Linked DNA regions of Homo sapiens: all the other regions are linked to region 3. A link is an interaction called in ENCODE POLR2A ChIA-PET data of the cell type or tissue named here. Cell type or tissue: OCI-LY7. All regions are shown on one strand.

The links. ChIA-PET counts read pairs that join two places held together with the same protein. Peaks named below come from ENCODE experiments on the same cell type or tissue, not always from the same donor. Only the 100,000 strongest peaks of a DNase experiment are listed, where the experiment ranks them.
Region 1: POLR2A ChIA-PET joins it to region 3 with 6 read pairs; 3 of 35 experiments call an interaction of 5 or more read pairs at or near these places.
Region 2: POLR2A ChIA-PET joins it to region 3 with 6 read pairs; 4 of 35 experiments call an interaction of 5 or more read pairs at or near these places.

Annotation. Positions count from the first base shown.
Region 1 is chr4:152,751,223-152,755,222 of GRCh38, forward strand. No RefSeq gene overlaps it. Among named protein-coding and RNA genes, the nearest start is that of TIGD4, 27 kb to the right of the region's middle. In OCI-LY7, no CTCF peak of the experiment used is centred here; no DNase peak of the experiment used is centred here.
Region 2 is chr4:152,766,792-152,770,791 of GRCh38, forward strand. It overlaps TIGD4 (tigger transposable element derived 4), which reads right to left. Exons shown (of 2, transcript NM_145720.4): 2 at 2,563-4,000. The coding sequence ends at 2,675. Among named protein-coding and RNA genes, the nearest start is that of TIGD4, 11 kb to the right of the region's middle. In OCI-LY7, no CTCF peak of the experiment used is centred here; no DNase peak of the experiment used is centred here.
Region 3 is chr4:152,432,316-152,436,315 of GRCh38, forward strand. The region is part of intron 2 of FBXW7 (F-box and WD repeat domain containing 7); the gene reads right to left. Among named protein-coding and RNA genes, the nearest start is that of MIR3140, 55 kb to the right of the region's middle. In OCI-LY7, no CTCF peak of the experiment used is centred here; a DNase peak (open chromatin) is centred at 1,886.

The DNA.
Region 1 (4,000 bases), 320 kb after region 3:
TGAAGCCTGGGGGCTGAGCTGCCAGTTCCGCCGGGAGTGAGAACTTATGGTGCTTTTTCCAGGTCCGCCCATTGCTGCCCATGGACCAGTCAGCACACACTTCCTCCCCTCTGAAGCCCACCCCCAACCCCCAAGCCAGACCCTGGCAGACTAGGGGACGACCTGCCTGCGGATGGAGCCATCCACTCTGGGCCTCCTCTTCACTGAGGGCTGCAGAGACAAGGAGACAACCTGCCTGCAGATAGGAGCTACTCACTCTGGGGCCTCTCACTCTGTCTCCTCTTTGCTGAGGGCTGCAGAGAGGGTGGGATGACCTGCCTGCAGATAACAGCCACTCACTCCAGGTCTGTCTGGATGACCTGTCTGTGGATAGGAGCCACCCACTTGGGTCTCCTCTCCCCTGAGGGCTGCACAGATGTTGGGATGACCTGCCTGTGGGTAAAAGCCACCCACTCAGGGTCTCCTCCCTGCTAAGTGCTGCACAGATGTTGGGATTACCTGCCTGTGGATAAGAGCCACCCACTCAGGGTCTCCTCTCCCCTGAGGGCTGCACAGATGTTGGGATGACCTGCCTGTGGGTAAAAGCCACCCACTCAGGGTCTCCTCTCTGCTAAGTGCTGCACAGATGTTGGGATTACCTGCCTGTGGATAAGAGCCACCCACTCAGGGTCTCCTCTCCACTGAGGGCTACACAGATGTTGGGATGACCTGCCTGTGATAAGAGCCATCCACTCTGGGTCTCCTGTCTGCTGAGGGCTGCACAGATGTTGGGGTGACCTGCCTGTGGATAGGAGCTACCCACTCCAGGTCTCTTCTCCACTGAGAGCTGGACACTCATTGGGACAACCTTCCTGTGGAAAGGAGCTACCCACTTTGAGTCTCCTGAGAACTGTTCTATCACTCAATGAAGCTCCTCTCCACTTTGCTCACCCTCCAGGTGTCTGCCTACCTCATTCTTCTTGGATGTGGGACAAGAACTCAGGACCTGCTGAATGGCTGGTCTAAAAGAAATGTAACACAAACAGGGCTGAAACATGCATCCCCTGCTTGCCACATTGCGGGGAATGAGAAGGAGGGAAGAGCTGTGGTCCCTTGTGAAGCCCAGACCTAGGGGCTCCCTGAGCCAGGGCTGTGACACCCTCTTTGGGGTTTTGCAGTTCCTGGTGTCTTCAAGCTTCAGGGTGCCATCACATTCCCCTTGTCCAGAAGCGGGTGCCTGCAGTGGAAGCCAGGCACCTTAGAGACTTTAGAAGAAGGCAGAGCAACCAGTGCTCAAGGCCCATCCACTCCCATCCCAACCCCAATCTCAGCTAGAGCAGCTCTTCTTTTCCACTGAGCATTTGCTAGAAGGCATTGGGAGGGGTGGGGAAAGCAGCCTCAACAATAATAATGCATGCATGTACTCTGTAAATACTATCTGGGGATGATGGTGATATTATTGGGAATTCTAACCTATATATGAGAAAGGGAAACAACAGCTTCCTAATTTCCAAATGCATTATGTTTCATTGGGGAGAATGGTTCTATCAGGTGGATCAGGCAGAAGTAACATTATATCCTGTGAGAGAAAGATCTGAAACTTTTAATTGATTTATATTTAAACCCCAACCCTCCAACTGGTGAGCTGTGTGAACCTCAGTTTTGTCATTTGTAGTAATGGAACTCATGAACCTCCTTTATGGGATTATTGTGAAGAACCACTTTGTTTTTTGTTTTACAGCTGGAATCTCAATGCCTTGAATAGTACCAGGTGGTGGTAGGTGCTCGATAAATATTTGTTGAATTAATAAATGAAATGACGGTCATGAAACTGTCAAACCCAGCATCTGGCTCATCGAAGATGCTTCATTTTCTTCCTGTGCAGATGACTCAATTGGATGGAGTCAGAGATGTTTTCAGGGAGGGTGTAGAGTAAAATAGTAATAATAGCTAACACTCTATGTACCAGATACTGTTCTATAGGCTTTCCACATATTAATTTCTTTAATCCTCAATTCCTAGATCTTCACCAACCTGAGAAAATTTCCTAATCTTTGCCCTTGGGAAAGTTAGTTAACCTATCTCTGCTTCATTTTGCACATTTAAAAATGGAAATAACAGTACTCACTACTGACCTCATAGATTTGTTATGAGAATGAAATTGGTTAATCCATATATAATTCTTAGAACAATTCCTCATACAGACTAAGCACTCAATACGTTTTTAACTCTGATTAGGTTGTGAAATCTCTATTACTCTGTATTTTACTAATGATGTTCTTCTGAGTTCAATAAGTAAATGCTTTAAGAATTCTGAGATGAGAGAGGTCAATGTAGGCAGTAGGAGCACTTACTAGAGAACTTACTAGGATTTAAGCTGGGCCTTCACAAAATGTGGGTGGGCAAAGAGGAGTGGGAAGGACATTCTAGGAGGAGAAATATATGTAGCTAGGGGTAGTGTTAGAGTCATCCTCTAAAGTGCTTGACTTCTGGTTTGCTATTTAATAGTTTTCCCATCTGTAAAATCAAGAAAATATCTGCCCTATGGGTTACTTTTATTAGGATGTTATATGAACTAATGAACATAAAATGCTTAGTACAGTGCTGGGCACATTGTAAGCATATAGGTAGTTGGTACTACTGTTTACCATTAAGGGCAGACATAGGCCAGGTCCAGCGGTTCACATCTGTAATCCTGGCACTTTGGGCAGCTAAGGCAGGTGGATTGCTTGAGCCCAGGAGTTCGAGACCAGCCTGGGCGACATGATGAGAACCTGTCAAAAATTAGCTGGGCATGGTGGCACACACCTGTAGCCCCAGCTACTTGAGAAGCTAAGGTGGGAGGATGGCTTGAGCCCAGGAGGCAGAGGTTGCAGAGCCAGACCCTGTCTCAAAAAAAAAAAAAAAAAAAGAAAGAAAGAAAGAAAAAGGAAAAAAAGGGGGTAGACATAGAAGTTTATGAGACAATGCGAAAAATAGCCAATTCCATTCAAGAACTGAGCTAGTCGTGGTTCCCCAGAATGTATCATTAACTTTGTGATTTTTCACTTTTATATAAGACCTTATTAATAACATATATCTGGTTTAAGTGGAGTCTTAAGTTTTAATGGTTTGGATTTGGGGTATGGAGTGGGAATTGGTTTTAAGTATATGACTTAGAATAACTTTCATACTTTTATACTTGTATTTAAGTTGGTTAAAGTTACTTTGCAACTGAATTACTGAAAAGTAAACCAAATAGTAAATTTAGTGGAGAGGTGATTTGCTCTTTCTTCAAACTCTTTCATGCAGACAGAGGTTTGCTCCTTTTAACTTGCTGCCAGGGCAAGGAACAAGAAGTAACATGAGACACATGACTTTCCAGCCACTCCTTAAAATGCTTAATATAAACTTCTAGCTCCCAAAATACTTTTCTTGACCTCAGTGTTCTTTTAGACTGGTATTTCCTACTTGATCCTTTTATCCAACTCCAACCCCAACCCCAATATCTTCTTTTTTTTTTTTTTTTTTTTTGAGATGGAGTCTCGCTCTGTCGTCCAGGCTGGAATGCAGTGGCACAATCCCGGCTCACTGCCAGCTCCGCCTCCCAGGTTCTCGCCATTCTCCTGCCTCAGCCTCCCGAGTAGCTGGGACTACAGGCACCCGCCACCATGCCCGGCTAATTTTTTGTATTTTTAGTAGAGACGGGGTTTCACCATGTTAGCCAGGACGGTCTCTATCTCCTGACCTTGTAATCTGCCCGCCTCAGCCTACCAAAGTGCTGGGATTACAGGCCTGAGCCACTGCACCAGGCTAACCCCCATATCTTAAAGGAGCGTGAGTTCAGGCCTAACTTTTCCTTTCATATCTATTGTGGGAATTATTTTAATCATTTAAAAAAGTTTCTTTGTGAAGATTACATGCACACTTGGAATGAAATGGCATTTTCTCGTTGGAACTTCATGCAATCAAGGGTGGAGTTTGCAGATTTATCTACAACACATGCAAGCTCTAGGTGAATTAATAGACTCATCTTCTACAA
Region 2 (4,000 bases), 330 kb after region 3:
CATAAGACTTGCTCTTGATGAAGTAGAAGGAAGCAAAAACATTGTTGAAACAGTAGGGATTTGCAAGGCAAGAATAATGAAAATAATGCCACATTAAATTGAAAAACAGGCAAACTAAAGTTGTGTTTTGAAAAGACAAGTAATATTTAGTTCTAACTTTGTAATGATTGTGTACGTAGAAGATAAATCAGGAGCAAGATATGCAGCAGTGATTGTCATCTGAGGAAAAGTTAATTTCTAAAATTTTTATTCAAAAATTGCTTATATGTCTTCTAAACTACAAAAGAGTGCACAGTAACAACTTATCTTTGAATTTAAATCTGTGGGCATTTTAAATTCTTATTTATAATAGCTTTGTCTTATTTTTTTTAATTAATTTTACTTTTTTTGATTAATTTTACTTTTTTTTTGGTCTCACTCAGTCACCAAGGCTGGAATGTGGTAGCACCATCACTGCTTGCTGCAGCCTCAACTCCTGGGCTCAAGCAATCCTCCCACCTCAGTCTCCCAAGTAGCTGGGACAACAGGCACGTGCCACTGCATCTCGCTAATTTTCTTATTTTCTGTAGACATGGGGTCTCCCTATGTTGCCCAGGCTGGTCTTTAACTCTTGGGCTCAAGTGATTCTCCTGCCTTGGTCTCCCAAAGTGCTGGAATTACAGATGTGCGCCACCATGCCCAGCCTTGTCTTATTATATTATCTTTAGATACATTATGCCTCAGAAATATTTATGGATCATGGAATGGATCATGTCATATAGGAGAAAAAAAAGAGATTGCTTTCAGTACTTTGGAAATATTGAACTTATTTTAAATATTTTCGAAAGAACTACGAACCTCTGTGATTGACTGGTACAGAATTACCAAATCTGATGGCGTCCCAGTATTTCACTAGTGATAGTGTTCTCAGAAGAGCTCTTATGAATAGTGCTACCAGCATGGATCCAGCATATTTTCTTTGCCCTCAGTCCCCTAAACTCAAGGGTAGAAAATAATACAATTTTCCTTCATAGAGTATAGATAAGAAGCATTGTGGTACATAGAGGAATACAGGACTAGGTGACAGGGAACAGCTGCATTTTAGTTTTGGCTCTGAGATATTTTTAACCAAATCATTTCATCTTTCTAGGTTTTAATTTCCTCATCTATAAAAATGGAGATAACAATTCTTTTATCATTGAATATCTGGAATGATTAAATAAAACAGACCACAAAAAAAGAAAAAAATTATTGAGGAGCCAATATATGCCAAGTACTATAGTTAAAGTGGAACTCCTAAGAGCTCCATTAGACCCATGATTGTACCAAATTACAATTTTAAATCAAATCATTAATAAAATGCTTTCAAGTAATCCTTATTTCACTCTAAAAGAAACTTTAATTTTAATACATTTTAAGGCTTACTATTACCAACTCTCAAAAGCAGAATAAATCAACAGTTGAAAAATAAAAATGCTTCCTAAAGATATTTCCTTCCAAATGTGTCATCTGTTGGCAGACTAATAATTCATAGTAAAAATAATCTGTATGTTTTACATTTTTATAAAATATTTTTCAAAGGGGATACTAAATTGAGTGTAATAAGTTAAATAAGCAAACTAGCTAAAATTTAACAATGGAAAAGTCTCAAATTATTGTTACAATATTCTACTATCTAAAGACTACTTTATAGATGGAAATCAATTAATTCCATACAATATTTTAAAACATTCTATAGATAAAACTTCCTCAAACAGAATTTTAATCCAAAGTGTTACCCATCAAATTTGGGGGAAAAAAGGATTACATACATCAAAATATGCTAAAAGGACATTTAGTTTTACCTGAAAATAAAATTCAGTAAAATCCAAAAAATAATTACATATTATAGATTAAAAACTTGAGCTGTTAAAATTAGAAAAATATCTAGGCATAACTATTACACTATAAATATCACAAGAATTTAATAAATGTTTCAATAATATATTTTTCTATTAAACACAAATATACATACAAATATTTAGGAAGAATCCATAGCTTCTAGTTACAGATGACAAACCTGATAGGGTCACAGCTTTTCATTTGACCTGATATACAAATAACTTGAAAGTAGTAAGACTCATATTTTTAATCATTTTGGTATATAGTTAAGTCAGATTTTATTTTCAGCAGGTTTCCGTAATTTCTTATTAGAAAGGTCAGCTAGTTATTTGAAAAATAATTTAAAATTACTTTATCTTTGATATTTAAGTCTAGTTAGAATACATATGGCATATATATATATATCTTTATAAAAATAAACTATTGCTAGATTTTTTTCTGAGATTAGGTAGATAAATTAAAATATTCTAGAACATAATCTGAACTTAAAAAAACAAAATAGAAATCACCAATTCAATGTGTAAATATAGCAGAAGAGTTCCTTTTATGTTTGACATATTGACCATGTGTCTAGTATAGCCCTTTGAAATACTTTTACTCCCTAAAACCTTGTTAAATAGAAATTTGTACTTTTTTATTCAATCATTATTTACTAGGGAGTTTTGCTATTCAAACCAAAGGTTTTTGCAATTAAACCAAGGATTAGCAGTTTTCCATTTTTTATGTTTAAGTGGTGTGGTACAACTCCTTTACATACCTTATATAATAAAATGTATCAGGAAAAGCTATTACTCTTTAGATGTACAATACATAGTTACTTAGGTGATAAAGAGTTAATAAAATTTTCAAGGTCTGCTAAAGAATTTTGAAGTCCGTCATTCATATCTTGACTTCTGAGAAATTTTTTCAGAGTATCTAAAGCAGTTATTGCCTCAGATTTTGATGGTAAAGGGAGTTCAGTTCCTGGAGATCCATCATCATCCTCTTCATCAGAAGTGTAAAATCCAGTTTCATCCGATTTACTTTCTTTGGTGCATATGGAATCACCATTTGGTGCTGCTTCACATGTCTCCAAATCATCATCCAGGGCAGCATATTCTTCTATAGATAAACCTTCAGGAAATTCTACTCCTGCCCCCAGAGCATCAGCAACCAAATCCAGACCAGTATCCTTCTCTGCATTTGTTATGTCACTTTCTCCCTTTTGAGATTTGAATCCTGCCTCTTCATAGCTTTTAACAATAGTCTCTGGGGTTACAGCCCTCCAGCAAAGATGCAATGTATCAACTGCATCTAGTAGTGAAAATGTAAATTCTTTGCTACCTTCAACAGAGCTTAAAAATTTCTTGATAAGACAGTGTCGATATTTGATTTTAAGGCTTTTAATAACACCTTGTTTCATAGCTATACATTTGGAAGATAAACATGATGGAAAGAATGCTAACTCAATGGATTTTAGGTTCTTTACCTCTGGATGTGCTGGAAAAGACTCAACAAAAATCACCACTCTTCGTTGCTGGGCTTGAAATTCCTCATCAAGCTTTCGCATCCATTGTTCAAATACATCGGAGGTCATCCATGCCATTCTGTTAGCTTCATAACACACAGGCAATGATTTTAAACCTTTGAAACAATGTGGAGTTCTCTTTTTTCCAATGACAAGCAAAGGAAGTTTCTCTGAGCCATCCATGTTTGTGCCAACCACCAGAGTTATTCTGTCTTTGCATAACTTTCCAACTGAACATGTTTCGCCTTTAAATGCAAATGTATTGGTAGGTAACATTCGATAAAGCAGCCCAGTCTCTTTTATATTAAAAACATTTTTAGGATGATAATCATTTAAATAATAAGGAAGTACATTTTGGTACCAGACAGTCGAAGGGTCTACTGGTACACCTGTAGCTTCTACAGGTTGAGCTCTGAATACTAAACCATACCTGGATTTAAAACGATCCAGCCAACCATTACTGCACTTAAAATCATTATGGCCCAGTTTCTGGGCAAAATCATTAGCTTTTAGACGTAACATCGGACCATTAACTGGTACATTTAGACACTGAGCAATTCGATACCATCTCATTAATGCCTCTTCCAGATCTGTGTAAAAAGCAGTTCTCAGTCTTTTTCTCTTTGGATCAAA
Region 3 (4,000 bases):
AAGAAGAGCAAAGAAAAGAAGACAAGAGCATTCTTCAACATGGAACAGACTCACAGTAGGAGAGTTACAGACAGAGATGTTTTTAATTTGCCTTCAATTAATATGTAATTTAATTGAGGTACTTTTTATATAAAGTAGAAAGCGCAGTGAGTTTTGAAAAACATATATATCTATATATACAACACCTTAATCAAGACACAGAATATTTCAGCCAGGTGCGGTGGCTCATGCCTGCAATCCCAGCACTTTGGGGGGCCAAGGCAGGTGGATCATTTGAGGTCAGGAGTTCAAGACCAGCCTGACCAACATAGTGAACCCCCATCTCTACTAAAAACACAAAAAAAAAATTAGCCGGGTATGGCGGCACAAGCCTGCAGTCCCAGCTACTAAAGAGGCTGAGGCAGGAGAATCACTTGAACCTGGGAGGCACAGGTTGCAGTGAGACGAGATCGCGACACTGCACTCCAGCCTGGGAAACAGAGCGAGACACTGTCTCAAAAAGAAAAAGGTATTGAATATTTTCATCACTCCATAAAGTTCCCTCTTTTCTCATGTCCCATTCCCATTCTAATCACTCCTTAGCACATTTAGATAACTACTGTTCCATCAGTGCAGATTAGTTTTGTGGATTTTGAAACATCATTTTTATATGATGTTTATATGACTCATGCTGCATTACTTTTGTTGTCTTTTTCCTTAATTCAGCATACTGTTTTTGATATTCGTGTTGTCGCATGTATCAGAAATCCATTCTTTTCTGTCCCTGTGTACTTTCTATTGTATGAATATACCTCAATTTATTTATCACTTCTCTTGATGAATGTTGGGGAGTTGTTTTCAGTTTTTGGTCATTCTGAATAAAGCTGCTATAAGCATTCTTGTGCCAGCCTATTTGTGGACATTTCTCCTGGGTAAATAACTAGGAGTGCTTGCTCATAGGGTGAGTGTTTTTTCTAAGAAACTGTCAATTAGTTTTCCACAGGAATGGTACCATTTTACACTTCCACCAGCCATGTAAGAGAGTTTCAGCTGCTTCCTATTTTCACCAACATTCAGTGGTGACTGACTTCTTTTAATTTTAGCTATTCTTGTGGATGGAAAGTAGTATGGCATTGTGGTTTTAATCTGCATCTCCATGGTGGCTAATATTATTGAGGACTTCTTCATGTATTAACCCTTCTCATATCTTCTTTAGTCAACTGTTTTTTCCACCACTTTTTCACTCAATTAAAATTTGCATTAAAAATGAACAAATAAATAAATCAATGACTCCTGTGATTGTTTGCCCTTTCTCAGACAGATTTTAGCTTCCATATGCAAACACTGAAGTCATGGTGACTGTTGCGCTCTACCTAAAAAGAAGGAATCTATGTGCTCTCAGTCACAGGATTTTTTCCAGTAGTCTTCAGTCTTGAACTTCAGCAAACAGAAATATCCATAACAATTTAAAATGGACACTTACATTTTCATGTTTAAAAATCTATATTCACTATGCTTTCTAGTTCACAATCTGAAAAAAAAATGATTGACTATTTTCTAGGAAATGGAAAAATTATTCCACGCATCTTACATGTATTTGTTGGTTAATGCTTTTAGAAACTATAGGAAGTAACAGAATACAGTTGTCCCTCAAACAACATGAGTTTGAACAGCACAGGTGCACTTATACGTGGATTTTTTTTCAATAAATACAGTCAGCTCTCCATATCCACATATCAAAAGTATTCTCCACATTAATGGGATATAGAAACCCAAGTATACAGAGGACCAACTTTGCATATATGTTGGTTCTGCAGGACTAGTATACCTAGATTTTGGTGTGAGGGTCCTGGAACCAATCCCCTGCAGATACTGAGGGATGCCTATATATGGACAGTAAGTGTCGTACGGACAGCTGAGTTTCACTTCCTGAATGTGGAAAAGAACCTATTATTTATTGTCTGTGTATATACATGAGTATATCCTTGCATTTTAAAGCTCAGTACTATAATGCAAACTTGCTATGTGGTACCAATTAACATCAAAAAGAAGTAATAAAGTAGAAGTAGTTTTTGCTTTCTTCATGAAATTGGAAAGTGAGACGTGCAATAGCAAGCATGTTCACTTTTCTAGCCTTCTACTTCTTATAATGTATATAAAAAAGATAATATGTTCATCAAATCTGTCCTCTATGCCTTAGTTTACCCCCTGTCCTAATAATACTGCATTGCCTTCTTAGTCTCTATGTCCCCAACTTTCTCCTGAATGTTCCACCACTATTTACTGACTTTTTTATAAAGAGAAAAGAGAGGTTCTTGTATCAAGACCTATGCCATTCAATTTCCATAGTTCCTTGACAAGGATATACAGAAGGGAGAGGGAAGGTGACTTCCTTACCAGCAGGGTAAGACAAAAATCGTTAAAGAGAAGAAAATATCATTTGCAAAGATACAGACATATGAGAGCATACAACATATTGAAATACAAATAGATCAATATTGTTGAGAAATATACAATTTCAGACAAACTGATGTGTATAGATAGAGGTTTGTATAATGTGCTTCAGAGTTTAGATTTTATCCTACAGAACAGTGGTTTTCAGAAGTTCTGTAGTCACTCAGGGGTTCCTAATTCTCTGTTCCCCCAACCTCCTTTCCCCCCGCTCCCCCCCCCCCACACACAAGCTCTTCCTTTACATGTTTAATATTCTGCCTTCATTTGAGCAATGGGTTCAGCATGCAAAAGGTTTGGAAACTACTAACGAGAGGCCTGGGGAGGGGAGGGGAGGGGAGGGGAGGGGAGGGGAGGGGTTTCCAACATGATGCACCATCCCCTACCAAACACGTAAGTATGCATTTCTTATAAAAAGGACATACTTCTTCATAATCACAATATAAATGTTAAAGTAAGGAAAATGGCACTGACATATCAGACTGTCTATTCCTCAGAACCCATTTGAGTTTTGTATCTGAAATACTTCCTTGATCCTTTCTTTATTTTCATTCCTTTAACAACTTTGAAAGATTATAAGCCATTCATTTTGTATAACGGCCCTTAATTTTGGTTTGTCTAATTTTGGATTCACATTATGCATCGCAGGCAGGAATATGACGGAAGTGATACTATGTTTCTCTCATTGCTTTGTATTATCAGGTAGGCATATTTCCAGTTCATCCCATTATTGATCTTCACTTTCAACCTTTCTCAATCTTTCTACACTGGAGGCACACTTAAAATAATTTTCAGATCTCAGGAACCCCTGCATTAAAATGGTTGTATCTACAACTCACACTACATTAGCTTGATTAGCAAGTTGTAGATATAATAATTCAATGATACTTGTCAGTGCTCTTCTGAGTAGACGATTTTTTTTCTGCGGGTTTGTTTTACAGGCATACCTCATTTTACTGGACTGCAGTTTACTGCACTTCACAAATAGTATATTTTTTTAAAAATTGGAAGTTTGTGGCAATCCTATGTTGAGCAAGTCTATCAGCACAATTTTTTCAAAAGCATGTGGTAACTTCATGTCTCTGTATCACATTTTGGTAATTCTTGCAGTATTTCAAACTTTTTCATTATTATTGTATCTATTATGATGATCAATGATCAGTGATCTTTCATGTTACTACTGTAATTGTTTTGGGGTGCCACAAACCGCACCCATGGAAGACGGCAAAAATGTTGTGTATTCTGACTACTACACCAACCAGCCATTCCCCCATCTTTGTCCCTCTCCTTAGGCCTCCCTATCCCCTAAGACAAAACAATATTAAAATTAGGCCAATTAATAATCCTAAAATGGCCTCTAAGCATTCAGGCAAAAAGGAAGAGTCTCACTTTAAATCAAAAGCTAGAAATGCAAAAGAAAAGTTCTTGAAGGAAATTAAAAGTGCTACTCCAGTGAACACATAAATGATAAGAAAGTGAAATAGCCTTATTGTTGATATGGAAAAAGTTTTGAGTGATCTGAATAAAAGGTCAAATCAACCATAACATTTCCTTAGACCAAAGCTTTATC